2 separate regions of the Homo sapiens genome follow, and region 1 is linked to region 2. Evidence: chromatin loops called from intact Hi-C (ENCODE). Cell type or tissue: PC-3. All regions are shown on one strand. Each heading gives the region's core, and the rest is flanking DNA. Links, peaks and the distances in the headings are about the cores only.

The links. Hi-C counts contacts between places; a loop is a spot of excess contacts. Peaks named below come from ENCODE experiments on the same cell type or tissue, not always from the same donor. Only the 100,000 strongest peaks of a DNase experiment are listed, where the experiment ranks them.
Region 1: a loop joins it to region 2, with 5 times the contacts of the local background. A loop is called at or near these places in 1 of 110 quality-filtered maps.

What each region holds. Positions count from the first base shown.
Region 1 is chr14:62,019,748-62,028,427 of GRCh38, forward strand. The region is part of intron 3 of SYT16 (synaptotagmin 16); the gene reads left to right. Among named protein-coding and RNA genes, the nearest start is that of LINC00644, 120 kb to the right of the region's middle. In PC-3, for the core only: no CTCF peak of the experiment used is centred there; no DNase peak of the experiment used is centred there; H3K4me3 peaks cover 944 bases; H3K27ac peaks cover 1,909 bases.
Region 2 is chr14:61,879,991-61,888,670 of GRCh38, forward strand. All of the region lies in intron 1 of SYT16 (synaptotagmin 16), which reads left to right. Among named protein-coding and RNA genes, the nearest start is that of SYT16, 72 kb to the left of the region's middle. In PC-3, for the core only: a CTCF peak has its summit at 5,170; DNase peaks (open chromatin) are centred at 5,081 and 5,811; H3K4me3 peaks cover 609 bases; H3K27ac peaks cover 2,364 bases.

The DNA of each region.
Region 1 (8,680 bases), core at 3,843-6,342, 140 kb after region 2:
AGTCATGGGAAGTCCCTGTTCCACCCTATGAGGTGTGATTGCAGTGCAGCGGGCACTGACCGCTTTTCCTGGGGCTCCTGTGAAGATGAGCTGCCCACTACATCATTTAAAAGCGCCTATCTGACACCTGATTCTAAATGGTGGCCTGACCACAATCCCATCAAACACTAGTAATGCTGCCAGAAGGCCTGGAGATAGGCGGTAGTCAGAATTAGTCAAGGGAATTGTTCTTTTTTAAATTTTTAAATAAAGAAATCCTTTCAGGTTTTTTTCTAACTTACTAGTTAGAGATAGGTTTAAATTCATGAAGGAATTTGATTTTATCTGGGTCACTTCATAAATCACATGTAGTGGTTCCTGAAGAAATTTGCCTGACAGTCTTGATGGAGTTCTCATGCTGAATTCTGATCCCTTATTTTGTGACACCTTATTTCAGTGGGATGGAAAGAAATTCAGTGAGTGATTCCAAAATGTTTAAAAGCCTCAATTATTTCATTTTCTTAAAGAATTTTTTCACCTCAATAGTAAAAGTACATTAACATGCCACCTCACTCAAGTTTACTACTGTGTGTGTATATATCTTGTATAATATAATATATAATAATATCCATCTTTGTCACTTAATTTTAGGAAAGCACATGTGATCCTACCGCATACACCTCTCCCTCTCCCTCTTTCTGTCCTCTTCTCTCTCCGTCTTTAGAATAGTTCCTAAAGTTACCCATACATTTGCCCAGGAATTGTTGAATTGAATTTGGAGGGTTCAGTTGCAAAGTTTTCCACATTTTCCAAGGGAGGAGGGGGACAAAAGGTAACGGAGATTCCCTTTCAACTCTTAAAAAGTTGTCCATGTTTTCATTTCCCTCTCTCCAATTCGTTTTCACCAGCCAGCAGTGGGCTCTTTCCACCTGGTTCTGACTTTGGTTAAACTCAGGGAATCTCGGCGAAGCTTAGCTAAAATTCCTGGTGGGCGTCAGGAGCCTCCTAGGATCAAGCTGGAGATTTCTAAGCGAGCATAACCACTGTGATGGTTGGGGCACCGCATGTCCCCAGTGCTGGCACACACCACCTATGCTGCTTGGCAGTGACCATGGGCATGATCCATGCAGCCACATGGCTTCTCAGGATGCAGGTGGCTTGAGAAAGAGCAAAGCTGTGAAGGTTCACACTCATAAGTGGTGACATTTTATTCTTTCTTGGAGTGTGAGCTGTTTCTGATTTTTAAAAAACCTGTGTACCTGCTCTCTATGTCGGTGCCCTGCTCATGGTTTTATTCTGTGTTGGAAATTTTCTTCTTAATTCCTCTCCTAAGAACTCATCTTGTATTATAATAATTATTAAGGCTTTTTGTGATGTTCTGTAAATATTTTTCCAAATATGCTTTTATAGAGTGTGAGTTGATCATTTTGAGGGGATGATTATTCCATTGCTTTTACGGTCACAATCACTCCAGAAGGCAAGAGTAAAATCCAAAATAAGTTTTATTGCATTTTCTAAGGCATTGCTTGGAATTTGCCTAGTGGGCAGAATGGAGTGGTGGTCTTTGTTGTTCTGGTGTAAGTGTGGTCTTAGGTGGGTGTTACCTCCTTGGCTGTCATGGGTGTGGCCTTCTTATTAATCCTTCCTCTTTCTCAGATGTAGGAGACATCTCATGACCTGGGCCCAGGCTCTATTCCTGCCACTCTACAGTGTTAGAGGTTGAGGTTATTTTATTTTATTATTATTATTTTTTTTTCGGTTGTTGTTTTTTTCCTGTTCCCTTTCCCCAGTTGCAGAGGTCTTCAACTGTGCCCAAAAGCCAACAGGATTTTCTGTCCTTCCCCCAATGGCTTAAGTCTATTTTTTCCTAGGAAAGATGGACAAGAATCTGTGTAGATTTAGTGCTGTTTTCCACAGTGCCTGCTGTTTCCCTCTACCAAGAATGGACTAAAAGGGAGGCTTTCTCTAGTCTCTCCCTCAGCCCCCAGTCTTTCTCATTAGCATCCAGTGAAGGTGGTTGAGAAGAGTCTGTGAGTGGGTGTAAATTTCTATTTTGTCTGCAGCTCCTAGAAGTTTTGTGCTCTCTTGCTAACTCATACTTGGTCTTTAGCAGTCTGTTAAAACTTTTAGCTGAAATTCTTCCTAATGGCTTGTCAGGGGTCCACTGTCTGTCTCAGGTAAGCAAATTCTAGTATCTTGTCTCCCTTTGGAGGCTCCTGTCTTTTCTTAAATTTTGGGTTATTTTGGTTGCCCTAAAAGCCAAGTGCTTTCTAATGGGTTCAATAAAAGTTATAATTTTGCAAATCTCTTCTTTTTCTTTTTTTTTTTTAAGGAGTGGGAGACAATCTTTTCCAATGGGAAGAGTATTATAATTCTTGTTAGTCAGTATTTTATATCTACCTACACATGTACTCAATCTTCCCTTCTACATTTCCATAATTCCATATGAGACTGTTTTCTGTTAGCTTCAAAAATTCCATTTAGTACTTCTCATAGTGCCAGTTTGCTGGTTATGAATTTCTTAGCATATATGTGTTTGAAATGTATTTTCCTTTATTTTTGAAGTAAAATTCTGAATTGGTAGTTCTTTTTTTGTTTCAGCACTTTAAATATATCATTGCATTGTCTTCCAGCTTTGAAATTTTTTGTTGAATATTTAGACCTCATTCTTATTGTTCTTTTGAAGCTAATATTCTGTTCTGCACTGGCTGTTTCTGCGAGTTCTCTTTGTTTTCTTAAGCAGTTTTACCATGATGTATTTAGGTGTGATCTGCTTTTTATTTATCTTGATTTCGTGTTTGATGTTTCATTCATTTTGGAGAATTTTTGGCCCCTATTTCTTCAGATATTGCTTCTGCCACATTTCCTTTTCTCCTTCTATAATTTGTATTACACACACACACACACACACAGACATATGTATATATGTCATACACTATTTGTGCTTTTTTTACTATCCGGTTTTAAAAAATGTACTTCAGTGTAGGCATTTTCAGTTTGCTTATTTTCTGCTTTGCTTTGTCTAATCTGCCATTGGGTTCATCAATTGGATTATTTCACTTAGCAATAATTGTGTACTCATTGGCTATGATACTGCCACTGTGCAAAGCTATCAATTGGATTCTTAATTTTAGTTATAGAATACTTTTAAGTTCTAGATTTTCCATTTGAGTCCCCTTATAAACAGATTCTACATCTCTATTTAAATATTCATGCTTAAAAAATTTTAAAAACATATTAATCTTAATAATTTTAAAGTCCTTGTCTGATAACTTCATTGTTAGAATTGCTTGTGGTTCTATTTCTGTTGACTGATTTTCTCTTCGGTTTTATGTCATTTGGTACTGTTTTTTCAGTAAGCCCAGTAATTTGTGACTTACTGCCAAACATTGTGCATCAAAAATTGTTGAGGCTGTCCATGATTTTTTCTTCTTTTTCCCTGCTGGCTGGGAGCTGGAATACCAGTGGATTACCTTGACACTTTCAAGGGCTTATTTTAGGCTTTGTTTGGGTAGGTTTATTGCAGTCTTACCTTTGTTCTTAGAGATGGCTCTTATTGCTAACCTGCAGTGCCTCACATCTCAATGAAAGTCCAAGTATTTATCAAGTGTACTTTACCTTAGTAGAATTTGACCACCAAACTCTGACTTCCCCCAAACATACAGGTGATAAAATCTCTGCTTAGCTTTTTAGTTTCCCAGCTGCCAGCTTAGGAATTGGCCAACAACTTGGGGGAAATTTTTACTCATATTTTTGGGTTCACTCTTCTGTGCTTACCTACTCCCAGGAATTTTGTCCCAGCTGCTTTGGCTGATTTTACCATTTTCTCTTCATCTCTAGTTCCCCATGGTGGAATTTTGAACAGTGCTCCCAAGGAAATAGTTGAAGTGAATGTGTAGATTACCTTCAGTGCTTTTCTTCTCTCAAGGATCATAGATTCTTAAGTCCTACCTGTGCCAGTTGTTCTTGAATAGCTTCAAAATTTTGTTCAAACAATTGTGTATATTTTTTCATTCAGCTTTTAGAGGTGGCTTTTGTGGGATGGTTATTCTGATAAAAGGTACTCCATCCTTAGTTTTTTAATCGTGTAGTCTTGCTACCTTGCAAACATGTCCTGTTTATCTTATCTTTAACCAAACATTGGTAGTGTATTCTTTTTCAAACATGTGCTAGTCTTGGCTGTTTGATTCTAAAGTTTATATGGGAAAATGTTTTATCAATTTCCCATAAAAACCTTATTGTGTTTATCTAATATAAAAAGTAGAGGAAGAAATGGTGTCTTTAAAATATGCCTTTCCACTTAGGAATGTGGAATATTTTCTGAATTTTTTCCTGTTACCCTTTTACAAATATTAGTAAAACAGCTCAGATATGAACAATATCTTTATGGTCATAATAATATAAATAGCAACTGTTGACTTAATGAAAAATTTTGTATATAATATTTGGACAAAGGTGGAAGAGAATGGAAGTCGTGCAAAATAGCTAGAGTTTCATCTACCGCAGGAATTCTATAATATTCAAACTTGATAAGTGAAAAGTAGTAGTGTAAATATACTTAGAAAAATGAAGGTAAATACCAGAAGAATCAGCTCTAAGAGTTTAAAATATTGGCTGCAGAGGAGCAAAATTGCGAGGTGGGACAAAGGATTGCTATTTTTATTACTGATTACTACTCTTTTATTTAAGAAAAGTGATGTATGTGTATTATCCTTAAAATAAAAATTATGGAAAACAGATAGCTTTTTAGTTAATAGACTTTCTAGAGCAGTTTTAAGTTCCCAATAAAATTGATCGGAAAGTGCATAGTTCCCATACACCCTGTGTTCTCCATTTTCCCCCCACTATCATTCTTCTCCACCAGAGTGGTAGATTTATTACAATCAGTAAACCTGCAATGAAACATCATTATCACCCAAAGTCTAGAGTTTATATTAGCCTGCACTCTTGGTGTTGTATGTTCTATGATTTTTGACAAGTATATAATAATATGCATCTACCATTTATAGCATCATACATAATATTTTCACTGCTTTAAAAAATCTTCTGTGCTCTGCTTATTCATAACTCCCTCCTCACTAACCCCTGACAACCACTGATCTTTTTACTGTTTCTATAATTTTGTCTTTACCAGAATGTTATATAGTTGGACTTATATAGTATATAGGTGTTTCACGTGGGCTTTTTTCACCTATAGTATACATTTAAGATTTCTCCATATCTTTTCATGGCTTGATAGCTAATTTCTTTTCAGGGCTGTATAATATTCCATTATCTAGATGTAACAGTTTATGTATCCATTCACCTACTGAAGGACATCTTGGTTGCTTCTAAATTTTGGCAATTATAAATAAAGCTGCTATAAATATCCGTGTACAGGTTTTTGTGTAGACGTGTTTTCAATTCTTTTGGACAAATACACAATTGTTGTATCATATAGTGAAATCTTAGTTTTGTAAGAGGCTGCCACACTGTCTTCCAAAGTGGTTATACCATTTTGCATTCCCTCCAACAATGAATGAAAGTTCCTGTTGCTTCACATCCTTGCCAGCATTTACCATTTCTAATAAGTATGTAGTAGTGTCTTATTGGTGTTTTAATTTGTAGCCCCTGAATGATGTATGAGGGTGAGTGTATTTTCCTATGCTTATTTGCCATTGGTATATATTTTCTGGTGGGTTATCTATTCAAACATTCTGCCCATTTTTAATTGGGTTTTTCATTTCCTTACTGTTGAGTTTTAAGAGTTGTCTGTATACTTTAGAAAACAATCGTTTATCAGATATATCTTTCACAGATATTTCCTCTCAGTCTGTGGCATGTCTTATGGTTCTCTTGACAGTGTGTTTTGCAGAGCAGATGTTTTTAATTTAATGCAGTCCAATTTATTATTTATTTCATGGATTGTGCCTTTGGTGAAATGTTTATTTTTTTCATAATTTTTTGTATATTTTTATGTTATCCAGCCCCAAAATGTCAAAAATATTTCTAAGTGTTTCATTTTGGGGGGTGCTAATGTAAGTGGTATTCTATTTTAAATTTCAAATTTATTGCTGGTCTATTTTAGTTTTATTGTTGGTATATAGGAAGGCAGTTGACTTTTGAATACTAACCTTGTACTCTGCACCCTTGCCATAGTCACTTGCAAATTGTTAAAAAAAAAACAATAAAATATTTCTCTAATTACATTTTTCTATTGGATCAAATGATACATATTAATTGCTAATATTAAACTATTCTTGAATTCTTGAGGTAAACCTTATTTGGTTATGTGTGGTGATTCTCCAAGTTTGCTACACTTTGCTGTCTTCATTAAAAAATTAGGTAGCTTTTCTTTTATATGCCTTATAGTAAATTATTACATGTAATGTAGTATCTGAGCCCTCAAAGTTTGGAGTAGCTCTTTGTCCCTGTCTTTTTGTTTGCTTAGCAACCTGCCCTTTTCCTTAAGTATAGCATGGATCACAATGAGTGGGGGGAATGTCTCCCATGATCCATACAATTGTCATATCAAAGTATATTTCAAACTGTTGCAATTACCCATTTTCTTAATCTGTTTATGTTGCTATAACTAAATACTTGAGACTGAGTAATTTATAAAGAAAAGACATTTATTTCTCACAGTTCTGGAGGTTGGGATATCCAAGATCAAGGCACTGGTATCTGGTGTCTGGTGTCTGGTGAAGGCCTTCTTGCTGCATCCTCACATGGCAGAAGGTGGAAGGGCAAGAGAGCAAATTCACTGAGTGAGCTCACTATGTGAAGCCTCTTTTGTAAGTGTCTTAGTCCTATTCAGGAAGGAGGAGCCCTCATGGCCTAATCACCTCTTAAAGTCCCCACCTCTTAATACTACCACTTTGGCAACACCTGGATTTTGAAGGAGACACAGTCAAACCATAGCCCCCATTTTCTTTTCTCTTTCATTTGCTAGTTTCTAAGCTTTGTAGAGGCAGCAGCATGTCTGTCTTGGTTACTACTGTAACATCAGAGCCAGTATACCGCATAGCATGTAGAAGGTACTCAGAGAATATATGAGAATAAATGAATAACAGCTTCTCCTTCTAGTAATGTATTGGCTTTTCCTTTAAGACCAAGTATAGGTACTTTGACACTTTAAAATTAGGTGTCCTTTTTGCTTTTAAGAGATGAAGTTTTATGTACCTGAAGCTATTAGTTATATTTTTATTTTCAACTACTTTTTTGCCTGCTTGATCTTTCAGAGACTTAAAATGTTTTTTTAATGCATGTCTTAAATGTTTTTTATACATTTCAATGCTGTGTGTCTCCGCAAAATTGTTTATGATGCTGATGTCTTCATTGCGAATTTTGTCTTTTATCCTTTGTAAAACTAACTTCTCTGTCATTTAATGCTCTTTGCCTTAAATTTATCTTTTTCTGAAATTAGCCTTTATTTCATTAAAAATAGGTGGGAAAATGAGAGAAAGTTCCCTGAGAGCTTCTTACTTTTCCTGTTTCCTCCCCTTAGCATCTGTGACTGCAGTATATGGCTTCCCATCCTAATTCAGCCTTGACCATGTTATGTCTCTGATAGCCATGCTTTCCAAAATGAATGTAGATCCAATGATATCGATGTAGGACCAAGAAAGAGAATGGCTGTAGCCATCTCAGAAGTAGAGCCCAAGAAGAGAGATGGAGAGGAACCTCAGTTTCTGGTTGGTAGCTCTAGACCTAGGTCTGTATAAGGGCACATGGAAGGGATGGGTATAAGCAAAGCTTTTACATCCAGACAGTATTCTGACAGGTTGTTACCTATGTTTCATTGACTGTTTAAAAATGTTTACTATCATCCTTCTCTCACTAGATATTCCATTTTTTATACTGAAGCATGAGTTGGTTGTTCATTGTATTTCAGTCCAGCCTTACATGCACCACAGTAATACTCTCAGAGGTGACATATCACTGATCACTATCCTTTGGTTCCTGCAGCACCAAGACCTTGCATGTTTTATGTTATGTTGGGAGTTTCACTGTCTTTGACCTGCCCATTGAATCAGACATGGATCCCTGATTGGAAATACATCTCAAGTCTGTAGTCAGCCATGTTTAATTTGAGTCTTGTGTTCTCCTTTTTTGCCTTCCCCAAGCTGCTTGAAAAGAGCCTTTTTATTTCAGAGGGAACTTTATATTTTGTGCAGGCGGTGTATTTCTGAAATGTTGCTCATTTTTATTGCAGACTTCTTCACTGCTGGGGGTTGTGCCAAATGTGGGATTTGATTCCTTGGGAAAGAGAAACCTCTGAGTTTTATATGCCAGAAAGTGTTATTACCCTTATCCTTCTTATCACTGAAGGCTGTGATGTTCCATCTGAGGTTCTCTATATTGAGAAGACAGCTCTGTGTCCTTCCTGGCCTGGCTGGGTTTTGGAAGGCAGAATTTGCTCAGTTGTGTTATGCCATTATATGATGTGCTGACTAGTCATTTATGTTTGGCTTCTACCTTCAATTGATTGTCTTGCAATGGTTTGATTAGAGCCCCAAACACAGTGGGTTGTGCATTTACTAAGTTGTATTGGACAGTGTTGTGGTTGGGATGACAATGATTATAATCACTATCGCTTCCTGAAAGCCTGCTTACTGTACGAGTTCTAAATGCTTTATGTACACTAAATCATTCAATCCTCCCAACAATTCTGTAAATACTATTAACTCCATTTTACAAAAGAGGAAGCTGAGGCACAGAG
Region 2 (8,680 bases), core at 4,044-6,543:
TAGTAAGGCAGGCCACATGCCTATCATCGAATCCAGCACCCCACTCATGTCTTTATTTGCACTCCATTTCCCACCTCTGTCTGCAGATGAAATGTCTTAGTTCCCACCAAAAGCTGCTTCTGCTTATTTACCTCCAGTGCTGCCACAGATATACTGGGCATGCATCCTCATTTGCCCAGTTCAATGATAGTTTCCATTTGTTGGCTTGGCATAACCGTGAATAAATAGTTCCCCCTAAAGTACCTCAGTTTGTGTGACAAATTATATAGTCTTAATCATGTAATAAACTTCCATATGTGGGTATGGGGGGTCTGTTTCTGGACTAGCAGGTCAGAGCATCTCTGTGACCACATCATACTGTCTTAGTTGCTTTACAGGTGGTTATGTAGCTTTAACAAGTCCAGACACAGGGCAGAGCAAGCATTCCTTTCTTTTCTTCAGATGTGAATCAGCTTTTTTTGGTCCTTTACTATTTCATGTGCATTTTAGAATTAGTTCGTAAAGTTCCACAAAATCCTGTTGGGGTTTTGATTGGAGTTTCATTGAGTCTCTAGATCAATTTTGGAAGAATTAAATCACTGCAAAATCAAATCTTCCTACTCATTAACACATATATTGCTCTATTTAGTTTTTCCTTAATATCTTTCAGCAAAATTTCACAATTTTCTGCTTATAGGTTAAATACATATTTTGTTAATTTTTTACTAGATATTTTATGGTTTTTGTTTCTATTGTAAATAGTGTATTAAAAATTGAACTTTTTTTGTTGTGGTACTGTTGACTTGTGTATTATTCTTATAGGCAGCCAGTTTGTGAAATTTTTATTTATAATGATTTATAAATTTGTCAGGGTTTTCTTTATAGGCAATCATAACACTTGCAAAAATGATGGTTTTTGTTTTCTTTTTTCTAATCCTTCTACTTTTAAACAACTTGATTGACATGTAGCATACATACAGGAAAGAGCACACATCATAAGGTCACCTCTTGATACATCTTCACAAAATGAACAAATTTATTTGACTAGCACCTAGATCAAAAAACAGAACATTATTTGCATCCATGAAGCCCCCCTGGTGCTCTCTTCCATCACTACCTCCCCAAAGAAAAATGTTTGTGTTTTTATTATATTTTTCTGGTCTTATTGACTTGGCTCTTGCAAAGTTCCCTTTCTTAACATAATCACTTTCTCCCTTTCTGCTGGAATATTTCCAGTAACATACAAATGTGCTTTGCAGTCTTCCATCTTAAATCTGAAATCACTCTCCCTTGACATTTATGTCCCTTTCTAGCCAGTGCTCCATTTGGCTGCTCCCCTTCTCAGCAAAACCTTTTGAATAAAAGTCCTATAGTCATGGTCTCTACTTCCTCACTGTACAGTTTTCTTTTCAACTCACTTTTATCTGGCTTCCGTTTTGGTATTCCATTGAGGCAGCTCTTGTCATGATACCAGTGTCATCCTTGTTATCAAATCCAATAGATGGCTCTGTTAATATCCTCTGCATCTCTAAGCATCATTTGATGTAATTAGCCCTTGCCCATTTTGAAACACTTCATTTTCATGGCTTCAATTTTTTGCATTTGGGTGACTAGTTGTTGAATGCCCTTCTCTTCACCTAGACTCTAAGTTCCACAATGGCTATGGTGATGTATAGCTTTTTCACTGTTCCATTCCCAGTGTTTAGTCCAGTGTTGACAGTAGATTGACAAATATTTGTTGCCTGGGCTTTAGGGGTGACAGTATATATCCAGTCACTTTTGTCTCATGTCTACTTAAATGTCTTACGGGTACCTCAACTTCAACATGTCCAAAATGTGTTTATCATCTTCTTCTACAGTCCCCCTCCTCCACTAGTATTCCCCTTTTGAGAATATACCAGTAACATCCACTAAGCCAGAAACCTTAACTCCTTACTTTTTCTCATTCCCACATCCAGTCCATGATTTCTGACCATGCTACTGCCTGCATACTTTTCCCAAATTCATCCTCTTCCTTCTATGTCCATTTGCATTCTTCTGGCATGCCATTATATTGAATTAATGAAACAGCTTCGAATCTGTTTTTGTTCTGAACTGTTCTGAACTCAGGTATTACTTCCTTCTAATTAGTCTCCACATAGCAGCCAAAGTGATCCTTTTAAAAATACAGGTCTAATTAAATCACCCTCATATGGCAGACATTGTGCCATATACTATCCTCCCAATTATAAAAATAGAATGAACAAAGGATAATAAACAAGAGAGTACAGGATTGCACTATTAAAAAAAATTACATGATAAGTAATTTATAGTTAATTTTAATATCACTATTCTTTCCACATTTTCAAAGCATCTGTATTAGTCTGTTCTTACACTGCTATGAAGAAATACCCAAGACTTCTTCACAGGGCAGCAGGACAGAATGAATGCAAGCAGGAGAAATGCCAGATGCTTAGAAAACCATCAGATCTGGTGAGACTCATTCACTATTATGAGAACAGCATGGGAGAAACTACCCTCATGATCCATTTACCTCCACCTAGTCTTGCCCTTAACACATGGGGATTACAGAGATTACAATTCAAGATGAGATTTTGGGTGAGGACCAAACCAAACAATATCATTCCTCCCCAGCCCCTCCCATATCTCATGTTCTCACATTTCAAAACACGATCATGCCTTTCTAACTGTTCCCCCAGATCTTAGCTCATTCCAGCATTAACCCAAAAGTCCAAGTCCAAAGTCTCATCTGAGACAAGGCAAGTCCCTTCTGCCTATGAGCCTGTAAAATTGAAAGCAAGTTAGTTACTTTCTAGATACAATGGGAGTACAGGCATTGGGTAAATACACCTGTTCCAAATAAGATACATTGGCAAAAACAAAGGGGCTTCAGGCTCTATGCAAGTCTGAAATCCAATAGGCCAGTCATGAAATCTTAAAGTTCCAAAATGATCTCCTTTGACTCCATGTCTCACATCCAAGGTGGCGTGGGACTTGCACCCTCTGAAGCAATGGTCTGAGCTGTACCTTTGTCCCTTTTAGCCATGGCTGGAGATGAAGCAGCTGGGATGCTGGGCACAATGTCCTGAGGCTGCACAGAGCAGGGGAGCACTGGGACAGGCCCAGGAATCCATTTTTCCCTCCTAGACTTCCAGGCCTGTGATGGGAGGGGCTGCCAGGAAGGTCTCTGACATGCCCTGGAGACATTTTCTCCATTGCCTTGGTGATTAATATTTGGCTTCTCATTACTTATGCAAATTTCTGCAGCTGGCTTGAATTTCTTCCCAGAAAATAGGTTTTTCTTTTCTGTCACATCATTGGACTGCAAATTTTTCAAATGTTTTTGCTCTGCTTCCCCTTGAACACTTTACTGCTTAGAAATTTATTCTACCAGATACCCACTATCATTTTTCTCAAGTTTATAGTTCCACAGATCTCTAGGGCAGAGGCAAAATGCCACCAATCTCTTTGCTAAAGCATACCAAGAGCGACCTTTACTCCAGTTCCCAACAAGTTCCTCATCTCCATCTGGGACCACCTTAGCCTGGACTTCATTGTCCATATCACTATCAGCATTTTGGTCAAAGCCATTCAACAAGTCTCTAGGAAGTTCCAAACTCTCCTACATTTTTCTGTCATCTGAGCCCTCCAAACTGTTCCATCCTATGCCTGTTATCCAGTTCCAAATTTGCTTCCACATTTTTGGATATCCTTGTAGTAGTACCCCACTCTTGGTACCAATTTACTGTATTAGTCTGTTCTTACACTGCTGTGAAGAAATACCTGGGTCTGGCTGTTTTATAAAGGAAAGAGATTTAACTGACTCACAATTCCACATTGCTGAGAAGACCCTAAGAAACTTACAATCATGGCGGAAAGCAGGCACCTTCTTCACAGGGTGGCAGGATGGCATGAGTGCAAGCAGGAGAAATGCCAGATGCTTATAAAACCATCAGATGTTTTGAGACTCACTAACTATCATGAGAACAGCATGGGGGAAACTGCTCCCATGATCCGATTACCTCCACCTGGTCCCACCCTTGACATGTGGGGATTATGGAGATTACAATTCAAGATGAGGTTTTGGGTGGGGACACAGGCAAACCATATCAGCATCCTTTGGATTTCACTGCCACTCCTGTATCCTCTACAACTACACACCCATCAGTGGCCTTTGTTTTTCTGCACCTACCTTTTCTCCAAATTGAAATCTCAGGACTATTTTTCAATAATAGCAGGTAGATTTTCAGTAACTATGAGAAGGAAGTATATAACTAGTTATCTGGGTTGATGAGCTACCCAGCAATCCATTCATCAGCAATAAGTCTTGTAAAAACATAAAAAAGAAAACTCTTCAGGCTTCCTTTATTAATATTAAAGATTGTTAGAAGTGATCAAAAGTAAGTTAATTATTACGTCGCCTCCTTTCTTAAACACAGATCTTCAACTAATTAAGGAAGTACCTTCTGTATTACTAAAGGCACTGTGCTTCAGTCAATGATATGCATATATCCTACAATGAAAAAATCTAGGTTTAAAGTGATAAACAGCTTCTCTTCTCCACTGATTGGAAGTTGCCACTTGCAAGAAAGCCTGACCAGTTGAAGGACAAAGTTGAAAAGTTCTTTGTTTTTGATGATGTGCCCTGTTTTTAAATTCGAGAGCAACAAGGCGTGACTACTTTCCTGTTTCCAAAATTAGCAGGAGTAGCAGGACAAGATTAATAGGTGGGTTCATTATGCCTAAGAAGCTGACTTTTTTTTCCACAGAAAATAATTGCTTTTTTGGAGTGCAAAAAGCTTTTGCTCATGCAGTGTCAAGATCTGTTATGTTGATTGGGGGATGAAGTCACTCTTCCCACTGTTTGTAGGGCAGAAAGTCAATAAATGTGATCGGTGGTTTTGTACAGCATTGAAAAGTCTCCAGAAGATTTCTCTCTTTTGGGACCCACTAAAAACCAGAGGACTCCAGGAAATAAAGCCAAATTGTGCTCTTTTGACATGGGGCCATAAACGTAATGGAATGATTTTTCCCATGAAAGATCTGAGCAAAATAACCTCTACTGATTTATTTGACTGAGTCACATCCAGCTTTCCTTCCTTCTTAGGTGCTGTTGCTTCAGAAAGTATCATCACAATTTCATTATCTGTCTAATACTGTGTAAACAGATACCTTATTTCAAATGGACACAAGGAGGTAGTGGAGTAGAGAGTAAGATCATGGGCTCTTGAACCAGACTCTTGGATTCTAAACTTGATTCAGCTGGTTTTAGAATGTTGGGTGAGTAACTTACTTTTTCTTTGCCTCAGTTTCTTTATCTAAAAAGGGAGAGAGGGTAGATAATTACCTCCCTTGGCCATGGAGTGTTTTTGTGAGGATTAAATTTATTTATGTAAAGTGCATGGCAGATATGATGATGATGATGATGATGATGATGATGATTACTGAGGTAACAAGGACTGGCTGAACATTCTCTTGTGGCATTCAGGGAACACTGAAGGTGAATTCTGCCTAGCATTAACATTTGTGGGTGGATGAATCCTTGCACATATAGTCAGATAAATGTTTAATAAGTGGTCATTGGGGGTTTGACAAAGCAAGGAGACATTTAGAAAACATACAGAATCCTGTTTTAGAATGTCTTACTTGATAGATATTATTTCTATTTACAGGCTTACTTTGGAGATATTGCAGGTTTGGTTCTAGACACCAAAATAAAGCAAATATCTCAATTGAATGAGTCACATACATTTTTTGGTTTCTCAGTGCGTATAAAAGTTATGTTTACACTATTATGTAATCTATTAAGTGTGCAATAAAGTGATGCCTTAAGAAGTACATACCTTAATAAAAAATATTTTATAGCTAAAAAATACCAACAGTCATCTAAGTCTTCAGTGAGCCATAATCTTTTTGCTTGAGGGTTTTGCTTCGATGTTGATGGCTGCTGAATGATCAGGGTGGTGGTTATTGAAGGTTGAGGAGGCTGTGGCAATTTTTTTTTTTTTTTTTGGAGACAGAGTCTTGCTCTGTCGCCCAGGCTGGAGTGCAGTGGAGCGATCTTGGCTCACTGCAAGTTCTGCCTCCTGGGTTCATGCCATTCTCCTGCCTCAGCCTCCTGAGTAGCTGGGACTAGAGGCGCCCACCACCACGCCCAGCTAATTTTTTGTATTTTTAGTAGAGATGGAGTTTCACCATGTTGGCCAGGATGGTCTCGATCTCCTGACCTCGTGATCCGCCTGCCTCGGCCTTTCAAAGTGCTGGGATTACAGGCGTGAGCCACCGCACCTGGCTGGCTGTGGCAATTTTTTAAAATAAGACAGCAATGAAGTTTGCTGCATTGATTGACTCTTCTTTTCACAAAAGATTTCTCTGTAGCATGTGATGCTGTTTGATAGCATTTTACCCACAGTGGAACTCTTTTCAAAACTAGAGTCAATCCTCTCGAACCTTGCCACTTCTTTATCAACTAAGCTTTTGTATTATTCTAAATCGTTTGTTGTCACTTCAGCCGTGTCCACAGCGTCTTCACCAGGAGTAGATTCTGTCTTAAGAAACCACTTTGCTCATCTGCTCATCTGTAAGAAGCACTTCTTCATTCATTCAAGTTTGACCATAAGATTGCATCAATTCATTCAGATCTTTAGGCTCCACGTCTAATTCCAGTTCTCGTGCTATTTCCACTGCAGTTACATCCCTACTGAAGTCTTGAGCCCCTCAAAAGTCATTCATAAGGGTTGAAATCAACTTCTTCCAAACTTCTGTTAATGTTGATATTTTGGCCTCCTCCCATGAATCACAAATGTTCTTAATGACATTTAGTGAATCCTTTCCAGAAGGTTTTAATATGGTAGCAGTAGCCTTATGAAATGCATTTCTTTAAGGGGAGTTACGCTTATTTTTTTTTTGTCTTTTTTTTTTTTTTTGTCTTTTTTTTTTTTTCCTTTTTATGGAGAACGGGGTCTTGCTATATTGCCCAGGCAGGTCTCGAACTCCTGGGCTCAAGCTATCCTCCCGCCTCTTGCCTCCCTGAGAGCTGGGATTACAGGCGTGAGCCACTGCGCCCGGCCATGAAATGTATTTCTTAAATAATAATACTTGAAAATTGAAATTCCTCCTTGATCAGTGGGCTGCAGAGTGGATGTTGTGTTAGCAAGCATGTAAATAACGTTGATCTCCTTACACATCTCTATCAGAGCTCTTGGGTGACAAGGTGTACTATCAGTGAGCAGTAATATTTTGAAAGGAATCTTTTTCTGAGCAGTAGATCTCAACACTGGGCTTACAATATTTAGTAAACCATTCTATAAACAGATATGCTGTCATCCAGGCTTTGTTGTTTTATTTCTAGAGCACAGGCAGAGTACACTGAGCATAGTTCTTAGGGGTCCTAGCATTTTCAGAATGGCCAGTGAGCACTGGCTTCAATTTAGTCACCAGCTACATTAGGACCAACCAAGAGAGTCAGCATGTCCATTGAAGCCTTGAAGCCAGGCGTTGATTTCTCCTCTCTAGCCATGAAAGTCCTAGATGATATCTTCCAATAGAAGGCTGTTTTGTGTACATGGAAAATCTGTTGTTTGGTATAACCAGCTTCATTAATGATCTTAGCCAGATCTTCAGGATAAATTGCTGCAGCTTCTACATCAGCACTTGCTGCTTTGCCTTGCACTTTTATATTATGGAGATGGCTTCTTTCCTTAAACCTCATGAACCAACCTCAGTGAGCTTCCAAGTTTTCTTCTGCAGCTTCCTTCTGCACCTCTCAGCCTTCATAGAATTGAAGAGAGTTCGGGCCTTGCTCATGATTAGGCTTTGGCTTGAGCAAATGTTGTGGTTAGTTTGATCTTCTATCCAGACCACTAAAACATTCTTCATATCAGCAGTAAGGCTGTTTTGCTTTCTTACCATGCCTGTGTTCACTGAAGTAGCAATTTTAGTTTCCTTCAAGGACTTCTCCTTTGCATTCACAACTTGGCTAACTCTTTGGTGCAAGAGGCCTAGCTTTTACCGTCTTGGCTTTTCACATGCTTTTCTCACTCAGCTTTATCATTTTTATCTTTTGATTTAAAGTGAGATATCTGTGACAATTCCTTCCACTTGAACACTTACAGGCCATTGTAAGGTTATTAATTGGCCTAATTTCTTTTCTTTTCTTTTTTTTTTTTTTTTTGAGACGGAATCTCACTCTGTCACCCAGTGCAGTGGCGTGATCTTGGCTCACTGCAACCTCCGTCTCCCACGTTCTAACGATTCTCCTGCCTCAGCCTCCCGAGTAGCTGGGATTACAGGTGCACGCCACCATGCCTGGCTAATTTTTATATTTTTAGTAGAGACAGGGTTTTGCCATATTGGCCAGGCTGGTCTCAAACTCCTGATCTCAAGAGATCTGCCCGCCTTGGTCTCCCAAAGTGCTGGGATTACAGGCATGAGCCACCATGCCCAGCTTAATTGGCCTAATTTCAATAATGTTGTGTCTCAGGGAATAACTAAGTCCAAGAAAAGGGAGAGATGTGGGGGAATGACTGGTCAAGGGAGTAGTCAGAAAACACACAGCAATTATTGATTAAGCTTACTGTCTTATATGGGTGCAGTTTGTGGCACCCAAAACAATTACAATATTAACATCAAAAGTCACTGATCACAGATCACCATGACAGATGTAATAATAATGTAAGGGTTTGAAATTATTGTGTGAATT